Regions from separate parts of the Homo sapiens genome. Here region 2 is linked to region 1. A link is a loop called in an ENCODE intact Hi-C map of the cell type or tissue named here. Cell type or tissue: A673. All regions are shown on one strand. Each heading gives the region's core, and the rest is flanking DNA. Links, peaks and the distances in the headings are about the cores only.

Region 1 (4,402 bases), core at 185-4,184:
TCTACTGATTCCACTTAGAGGGCATCTGATGGTCAGCATGGAAACAGGCTAATGCTCTGCTGCCTTCTAAAAATTTAATAATGAAAACAAAGATTTTCAAATTGCATATTTACCATTACAAAGAGAACAGGAGAGGAAAATATAGTGGATAAAAGATATGAACAAATTTTTAATGGAATGTGGATGAGGCATTAGCACATTCAGGAAGCTGATTGTCAAGTGCCTGCAGAGGACAGTGCAAATGAATAGCAAGAGTATTAATAAACTGCAGAACTTTGAAAAGATTCAGAAATAAGAGGCACTGATGTTATGAGGTGCGCTGTATGTGTGGAAGTGGAGACTGTACATTACATGTGGGGTTAAAATCAGAAGACTTGATCAAAAGTATGAGCCGGGCGCGGTGGCTCACGCCTGTAATCCCAACACTTTGGGAGGCCAAGGTGGGTGGATTACGAGGTCAGGAGATCAAGACCATCCTGGCTAACATGGTGAAACCCCATCTCTACCAAAAATACAAAAAATTAGCCGGGTGCGATGGCACTCACCTGTAGTCCCAGCTAGCCAGGAGGCTGAGGCAGGAGAATCGCTTGAACCTAGAAGGCGGAGATTGCAGTGAGCCGAGATCGCACCACTGCACTCCAGCCTGGGTGGCAGAGCAAGACTCTATCTCAAAAACAAAAAACAAAAGTATGCTGTGAAATAGATACATCCCCAGTTTGCTTCCTCATTCTATGCATCCCAGTAAGTGTTCCCAAACATAGGTTGTTTACCAAGGAACCGAGAAAATTGAATCAAAGACCCTGGCCACTGGCCACTTCAGAATGAGAGAGAGCTGCACGCAAAAAAAAAAAAAAAAAAAAAAAAACCAAAAAAAAAAAAAAAAAAACAAACATTAAGTGAAATTCAGGTTATGGGATGGTAGGACTTCCAACCCCCTGGAACACGATTAAAATTCTAGAATCCTGGCACCCAAATGTATACACTCCAAGCATGAGATAGGTGGATCCTGCTATGAAGACACTGGATAAACCTAGTAGGAAAGATTCATATATGCTCTTATTTAGAAGTCCCTCAAGTAAATAGATGGGTCTGCCATCTGCCTATTTGATCTTTCTGCATAGAAAGCCACCAGTTGACAATCTTCTTTCCCCAACCAACACAGAGCTTCTATCAGTATATTAGTGTCCTGTACTTACATATGAAATGTAACATAAAATGCAACATTCATGTCCATGTGTATGTGGTGGGGAAGGAAGATTTGTGGGTATCCAGCATTTTGAAAGACGGAGACAAAAACAATGAGAGGAAAAAATAGTAAAACTAGGAAATTTTATTATATCAAAATATATCATCTAAATATGTGAGGGGAGAGAGAGAGAGAGAGCGCCCAGAGCCTGCATCTCCATTTCTAGACTGGACTCCATGACCCAGTGCTCTAGGACTCCCTGGCCTAATGACTGGGAGCCAGCCTTCATATTCTGCTGCTTTTCTTCTCTGGGTTGTTCTCCAAAGGCAAACCATGTCACAATAGTGGTAGTTACTTGCTGATGGTGGAGGTACTGTGTGCAAGGAGCTTGAGTAGGTTGTACTGAATCACGATGGTATGCCTAGGGGGAATACCTAGGCATACATGTGCTGTGCCCTAGATGAATTCAAGATAGGAAGAGAGAAATGGATTTGGCTAAGAATCTGGAGCTAGTTGTTTATTCTCTTAGCTCAGGCACTGCAATTTAACGTTAGCCATGGGGCCTGTATTTACTGCTAATAAACCTCATGTAACTGAATGTGTGACCCACGGCAAATCTTTTAAGCTCCATGGACCTCAGTGCTTTCATCTGTAAAAATGAAGAGCTTGAACTTGATCTCAGAAGATGCTTCAAGCACTAACATTTTATTATTTTTTTCAATTCTGTTGATGCTTTATCTTTTGTACCCCCATAACATATAGCTATTTGCAGGGTCACAGAAACAATAATTTTACAGAATGTTTCCGATTTATTTCCGAAAGACATTGTTTAAACACACATAAAGCAGCAGATTTAAAGTCACTCCTGTGCCTTTTATTTTTCTACCCCCTTTAGAAGCCTTTACCTAGGTGAGCAATAGAGCCCCCATTGACCAGAGGGGCATCTGGCAGTGACTCAGCATTCTCTGGTTCATTTTTTTTCTTAGATGAAGTTAAGGTGCCAAATCTAAAACAATTTTCCTATGCGAGATTTAGCATGGAAGGAATTATTGAAACCACAGGGTGGAAATTAATGATTAGCTTGAGATGCCATTAGCATACCAGCAGGAGAAAAGACTAAATGAGCTATGATCTGAAGTAAAATATGTCATCCTGGAAATTGCAAGTGATATGATGGAGAAACAATGCTGGGTAATAGGGAGGAGAAGAAATGAGCTATTAGACTGAGAGGCAAGGAGACAAGCATTTAAATTAAGAGGACCAGACAAGGAGACAGCTTGAGTTAACGTGCAAGATCCCAGACTAAAAGACACTGTGGTTAGTGATTGCAGACAGGAAACAATCCATCAACTGAGGGAGAATGCAGCACTAAGGACACTAGGCAAGGAATATGATACAAAAGTACTTTCCTACTAGGATAAAATAAGCAAACATAAAATTCATTCTGAGCACTTCCTTCCTTAAGCAATATTATTAAGGGCTGCCAAAAGCAAAGTCTCACTACTCAGAAAATTACTGAGAAAAAATGAGGTAAGGAAATATGAAAGAACTGAGACTAATGGATAAAAGTTAAGGATAATCTAGAAAAAAGTGAAAGCCAATCTTCATCATATATATACACAATTTATGTTTATGTATTTATAGAGAACTAACAAACTTGCACTGAGCAACCTTTTTTAAAAATCTACCCAGGCTTGGCCGGGCGCGGTGGCTCACGCCTGTAATCCCAGCACTTTGGGAGGCCGAGGCGGGCGGATCACGAGGTCAGGAGATCGAGACCATCCCGGCTAAAACGGTGAAACCCCGTCTCTACTAAAAATACAAAAAAATTAGCCGGGCGTAGTGGCGGGCGCCTGTAGTCCCAGCTACTTGGGAGGCTGAGGCAGGAGAATGGCGTGAACCCGGGAGGCGGAGCTTGCAGTGAGCCGAGATCCCGCCACTGCACTCCAGCCTGGGCGACAGAGCGAGACTCCGTCTCAAAAAAAAAAAAAAAAAAAAAAAAAATCTACCCAGGCTTATGGATTCAGCCAGATCACCTCATCAAGAACTGATTCCTTTCTATGATTTTTTTTTTGCCGGGAAAAATGTGAGTTTTGTTGTGTATATACCATTGTTACTTTCACCGTGATATGCAAGCTTTGACTATAGCATATCGTTATACCCTATGTGTCTGACCCCAGGAGACTTGGGTGGGGAAGAGGAAGAAATATTTTAAGCTTGCAGCTAAGCCAGAGGAAATGGATATTAGATTTTTCAATTTTGTGTGTTTGAGAATAGTTAATAAAACTAAGAAATTAGATCAGTCTCTTTGGGAGCATTTTTTTAAACTATGAAATACAAAGCTATGGGTATGGATACCGAACCAACATTTCTGAATCCCACGAATTTCCAGGTTTAAAGTTGGGTTACAGATCACAGCAAATTCTATTTAATTTACACCAATCCTAAACCCAAAAAATCAGATTTGCAAATCTCAGAACCTCTGTATCCAGACATTAAATATTTTTGCTGGTTGCTTGAAAATTGAGACTACTTAATTTTATTCCTAGCTTTTTTATATTAAGCAACAAAGAATTAAAGGTTATCAAAATAATCATCAATATAATTTTTTAAAGCTAAGCCTTAATTTGTCATTAGTAGTTTCAATCTGTTTTATTCATAAACAGGCTTTTTGTTTTTAAGTTCTATTTTCAAAAATCAGGGCTACTCATCAGAGATGAGTGGGAAACAGTCTGTTTCCTTATGTAGTCACACATTGATATGGGAATCAACCTTTTGCAATGAGTAAGTTCAGTGAGAAGTATGCTGCACTATTAATGCATATCAGAAACAGTGAGGAAGCTAAGATGACACCATCAGCTTTTTTGGGTGATAAAATAATTCTTCGCAAAGAAGATGCCTGAGCTAGAACCTGGAGGATAAGCAATGTTTGCCAATTTGTCAAACTGTAGGTCTGTTAGGGCTGACACCAGCATCTACATGGGCTTGTTAGTTTAAAACAGTCTGGCCAGTGGAACTATAAATGTTTCGATATGGTTGGAGCTTAGACTTGAGGAAGACAGCTAATGAGCAGTAGGTAGGGGCTTAACCAATATTAGAATAATGAAACAACACAAAGATATAATAAAATTACCTACTTGCCTGAATGTACCACCAGTTTAACAAGTCAGATCTTATTTTATTACAAGAGCATGTGAGCTGCTTTATTCTACCTGA
Region 2 (4,402 bases), core at 290-4,289, 69 kb after region 1:
TACACTCATTAACTGATAATATCAATGTTACTTGAAAATTTATTTGTCTATAAAGACTTTGAATTTCAATATTTTTATTGTATAATTCCAGATTATTATGAAGGAATAAAGTATAAAATACAAAATACAAAGGAAATTGTGTAATTTAAAAGACATATGATTATCAATATAAAAACCAAAATGTTAATTAAAAATTAATTTTAACTTAATGTAAAAATTTAAAATTGATTAAAAATTAGCTTAATGAATGAAATGGTGAAATAAATTGTCTGTATAAAGTAACAAATGTACAAAGTAAAACAAGTTTACCATAGTTCCAAGATCCAAATGACAACTAGAAATAAGTATCAATAAGTATATTGAATCTGCATGCAGAAAGAAATAAAATCATTGAAATATCAAAAACTAGAAACAAATTGAAGACTTAAAATGTTTTGATGAGCAAAAGTTACCAGATACATTTCCTTTAAATAATACCTGAAAATAGGCAAAAATAATCCCTGGTGATAAGTGAGAAATAATTTGTTTTGGGTGGTTGTGGAGGTGGCCTTGAATTAACTGAAACTGAGCTAGAGGGATATTCCTGGGTAACAGATGTGTTCTGTATCTTGACTGGGATGGTGGCTGCAAAGGTTCAATTATCAGAGCACATCAAGTTGAATATTTAGGAGTTGTGCATATCATAATATGTGAATTATTTCTCAATTAAAAACTTAATGATTAATAATAAAATGTTCCTTGAAGATACCATTCATAACAATGTTTTGAGAAAATGAAGACTGTCTGGAAGTGACATACCAAGGGAGGGGAAGAAGTGGGAGTCATGTGCCCCAGCATGAAGAATTGTTTTATCACTGATATTATTTAGAATTATCAGTGTATGGCGATTAATAAAAGAAAGACAGACTACTAGTCAGTGCTTTTGTTATGTATATACATACCCATATATATATACAGACAATGCACCCTCTTATTTCCTGCACCTGGGTCAAAATGTAATTAAGATTGGAATTTTCCAACTTGTTAGTGCATAATACACAAACTTGAGTGAAAATGGTTGCAAAATATTTAACCAAAATTAGCCTTGAAGACATGCTAAATGATACCAAAACAAATATATTTAAAGAACAAGGTAGGAGAAAGAGCAAAAGCTTATAGAATAAGTTACAAAGTACAAAAACCAGAAGCGATATTCCAGAAAACAAACAGACTTTATGAAACCCAAAATCATCTCCTATCTGTGAAGACTCAAGTCTGCTTGAGTGGCAGAAAGCACTTCCAACTTGAAGGAGTAAGTCAAGCAAACCAAAACCAGAAATGCTTGGAACACCTGCAGCCATAAATACTGGTATATTCCAGGAAGATGGGATCATTAAATATTTCTAGAAAAAGCTCTTTTATATCAAAACCTGTTTTAAAGCCAGTAGCATTTGGCAAAATTTCCTCCTTCCTATCAAAAAATTGCCAACTTTAAATCTAACTCTCAATAGTGATCTTAATTCCTAGCTGCTTTAAGTGGAGCTGGAAATAGTATTTACTGAAGTACAGACTTGGTTCAGCTACTTAAAGAGCTTTCTGAATTTCCGTCCTTCCAGTATGTGTTTCATAAGCCTTTTTTATTTTTGGTTACCTGACGGTTGTTTCTTTCCTTGAAGTTGAAAGGGCCTAATGAAAATCTGAACCAGATTTCAGATGGTAGGGATTGACATAGGAGTCAAAAAGACTAGGCTGAAAAGTACTCCCTTTATTTTTTGTCCCAGGTTTATATACATTTCCCCAAATCTGAGCAAATACACACTTGCCCAGACAGCTTCTCCTGTAAGCCTCTTCCTTTTCAGGAACCTTCTGGGATTTGTTGTACCTTTTCTTGTCTTCCTATGTGTTAAGCTTAGACTCTTATGTATGTTTTCAGCCAGAATACAGGTTGTTTTTGGAATGGAATGAATTTCAGTTCCTTTTGCTTACCCTTTCCTCAAGCTTTGCATCCCAACAAAAGAAAAGAATTGTAAAATATTGTGGACAGAGAAGATAGGTGAGTGGAGGCTGATCCCTGATTCATTGTTTTCCTCAGGAGAAATGAAGCAATTGAGTTTTTATAAAGCGGAAATGACTGGCCCTGGGAATTTAAAATCTAATCAATGTCTATTACTATCCTTTTTCTAAGAACAGCAGAATACAGATGAGGTTCTCAAAAACATACATAAAGATCTACTCGAAGTATTTATGAGTTTTATATTTATCAAAATCCAAAATAAAATTGTAGAATATTTCTACCATTTTATTCTTAAAAAACTTATTTTCTCCTGCTGGTAAAGGCTTACTAAATAAAAATAAAATTGTATTAATTTATCTTGAGAGTTGTAACAATTTACCACAAACATAAAATTTATTTCTCCCCTGCTGTTCTGGAGGCCAGAAATCTAAAGTTTCACTGGGTTGAAATCAAGATGTTGGCAGAACGGTACTCCCTCTGGTGACTCAAGGGGAGAATTTGTCCCTTGACTCAGCATTCCTTGGCTTGTGGCCACATAACTGCAAAATCTGCTTCGGTGGCCACGTTGCCATTTCTTATCTGACTCACATCTCTTTCTGCCTTTCTCTTAAAAAGAGACTTGTAACTGTAATTCAAGCCCTACCTGGATATGCCAAGATACTGTCCCATCTCAAGATACTTATCTCATTTTTTACCATATAGGGTAATAGTCACAAATCTCAAGGATTAGGATGTGGATCTCATTTGAAGAGCCATTATTCAGTCTGCCTCAACCATATTTTGAAAGTTTAGCAAAGAAGAAGTATTTAGACATAGAGAAAAATAAATTCAAGTACAATGAATATTTTAGCAAACAAGACTAAATGGAACTATTTAAAATACTTGAAAAGAGTAATGTCTTGTTTATATTTTTGTTATGAGGTAAAAAAAAAAGCTTAAAAGCTTTTTTTTCCCTTTTGTTCAATAATAACTGTAGGACTTTGGTTAAAGAAAAGTATCACAAATAGTCTTAAATCTGAAAATAAGCTGTATTAATTGCAAAGTTAGAATTAGAAGTTTATCAGAGAAAGGTGGTAGACATATTTTTGTTTTGACAATTTTATCAAACAATTTTAAAATAGCTTCGTCAATCCAGACTTTTACTCACAATTTAGCAATGCATTTTTTAATTGAAGACCATAATATTTAAAAATATTCAGTGTAGATTAGACTGAGATAATAATGGAACTTTGAATCTGAAATGGAACCTCTTAGCTAAATATTGGCATTAGGCCCAATCCATTTGAAAAACATTTTCAAGTAACCAGTAGACTATAATTTTCACCTCAGGAAACATACTTCCTTCCTCTTTCTTAATCTTTTAGATTTCTATAAAGTAAAATAGTCAGAAATGTTATAGAGTTTTGGAATATAATGTGGGTTTTTATGAAGAAACCTTAGTGAGTTTTAAGATACATCACATTTTACAAGCTTGTCAGAATTGTCATTTTCCCTTTCCAGTGAATACTAAAGGAAGGTAATGGATGGTGGTTATAGTCTACTTGAGTAATCATCATGTTTCATAGTTAAATGATAAAAAAAAAATGCTGCTGGAAATTAGCTACTTTGGATAGTTCTCATTTAAAACTCAAAAATTTCTTTGTTAGTAAAATTTTTCCTCCATATCATATACTGAGTACTAGATAAAACCAATAAGCTTAGACCCTTATGAGTTTTACCCCTAGAAACTAGCCTTTTTTTTTTTTTTTTTTTTTTTTTGAGACAGAGTCTCGCTCTGTCGCCCAGGCTGGAGTGCAGTGGCGCCATCTCAGCTCACTGCAAGCTCCGCCTCCTGGGTTCATGTCATTCTCCTGCCTCAGCCGCCAGAATAGCTGGGACTACAGGCGCCCGCCACCACGCCCGGCTAATTTTTTGTATTTTTAGTAGAGACGGGGTTTCACCGTGTTAGCCAGGAGCCTTTTTTCTTTAATAACCATATTAAACCTCATAAACAGCTTTATGTTAAAATTCCGTGTAAAGATTTTGTCTACTGTCAGCTTTTCACTGTTAAAGAGTGCAGCTAATGGCAATTGATTAGATTTTAAATATATAATTTCTTAATTTTAAAAAGAAAAATTTGGAAATTAACTGGTTGAGTTACTAAAAGTTGTAGCACCATTAACTTAAAAGAGTGACTATGTGTTCATCATATCAAAGTTGAAGCATTCCATTTACTTTTAAACATAAATTGAAAATGAACAGCTTCTACATCCAACATCTTGACATTTTATTTTATTAGTTTTGTTCTTCAACAAATGCTTATGGGTTACTCCTAAGCATAACGAAAATAAGCGTGATCACTTGCCCTAAAATAATTTACAGAATATCAAGAGGGTAAAAGCTGAGCATAACCAGCTGTCATACAAATTA

Evidence for each region. Peaks named below come from ENCODE experiments on the same cell type or tissue, not always from the same donor. Only the 100,000 strongest peaks of a DNase experiment are listed, where the experiment ranks them.
Region 2: it touches region 1 in a loop (5-fold over the local background); 1 of 110 quality-filtered maps calls a loop at or near these places.

What each region holds. Positions count from the first base shown.
Region 1 is chr9:29,623,495-29,627,896 of GRCh38, reverse strand. No RefSeq gene overlaps it. Among named protein-coding and RNA genes, the nearest start is that of LINGO2, 410 kb to the right of the region's middle. In A673, for the core only: no CTCF peak of the experiment used is centred there; DNase peaks (open chromatin) are centred at 1,766, 2,466 and 3,286; H3K4me3 peaks cover 408 bases; H3K27ac peaks cover 607 bases.
Region 2 is chr9:29,554,675-29,559,076 of GRCh38, reverse strand. No RefSeq gene overlaps it. Among named protein-coding and RNA genes, the nearest start is that of LINGO2, 340 kb to the right of the region's middle. In A673, for the core only: no CTCF peak of the experiment used is centred there; DNase peaks (open chromatin) are centred at 2,136, 2,506 and 3,386; H3K4me3 peaks cover 326 bases; H3K27ac peaks cover 3,163 bases.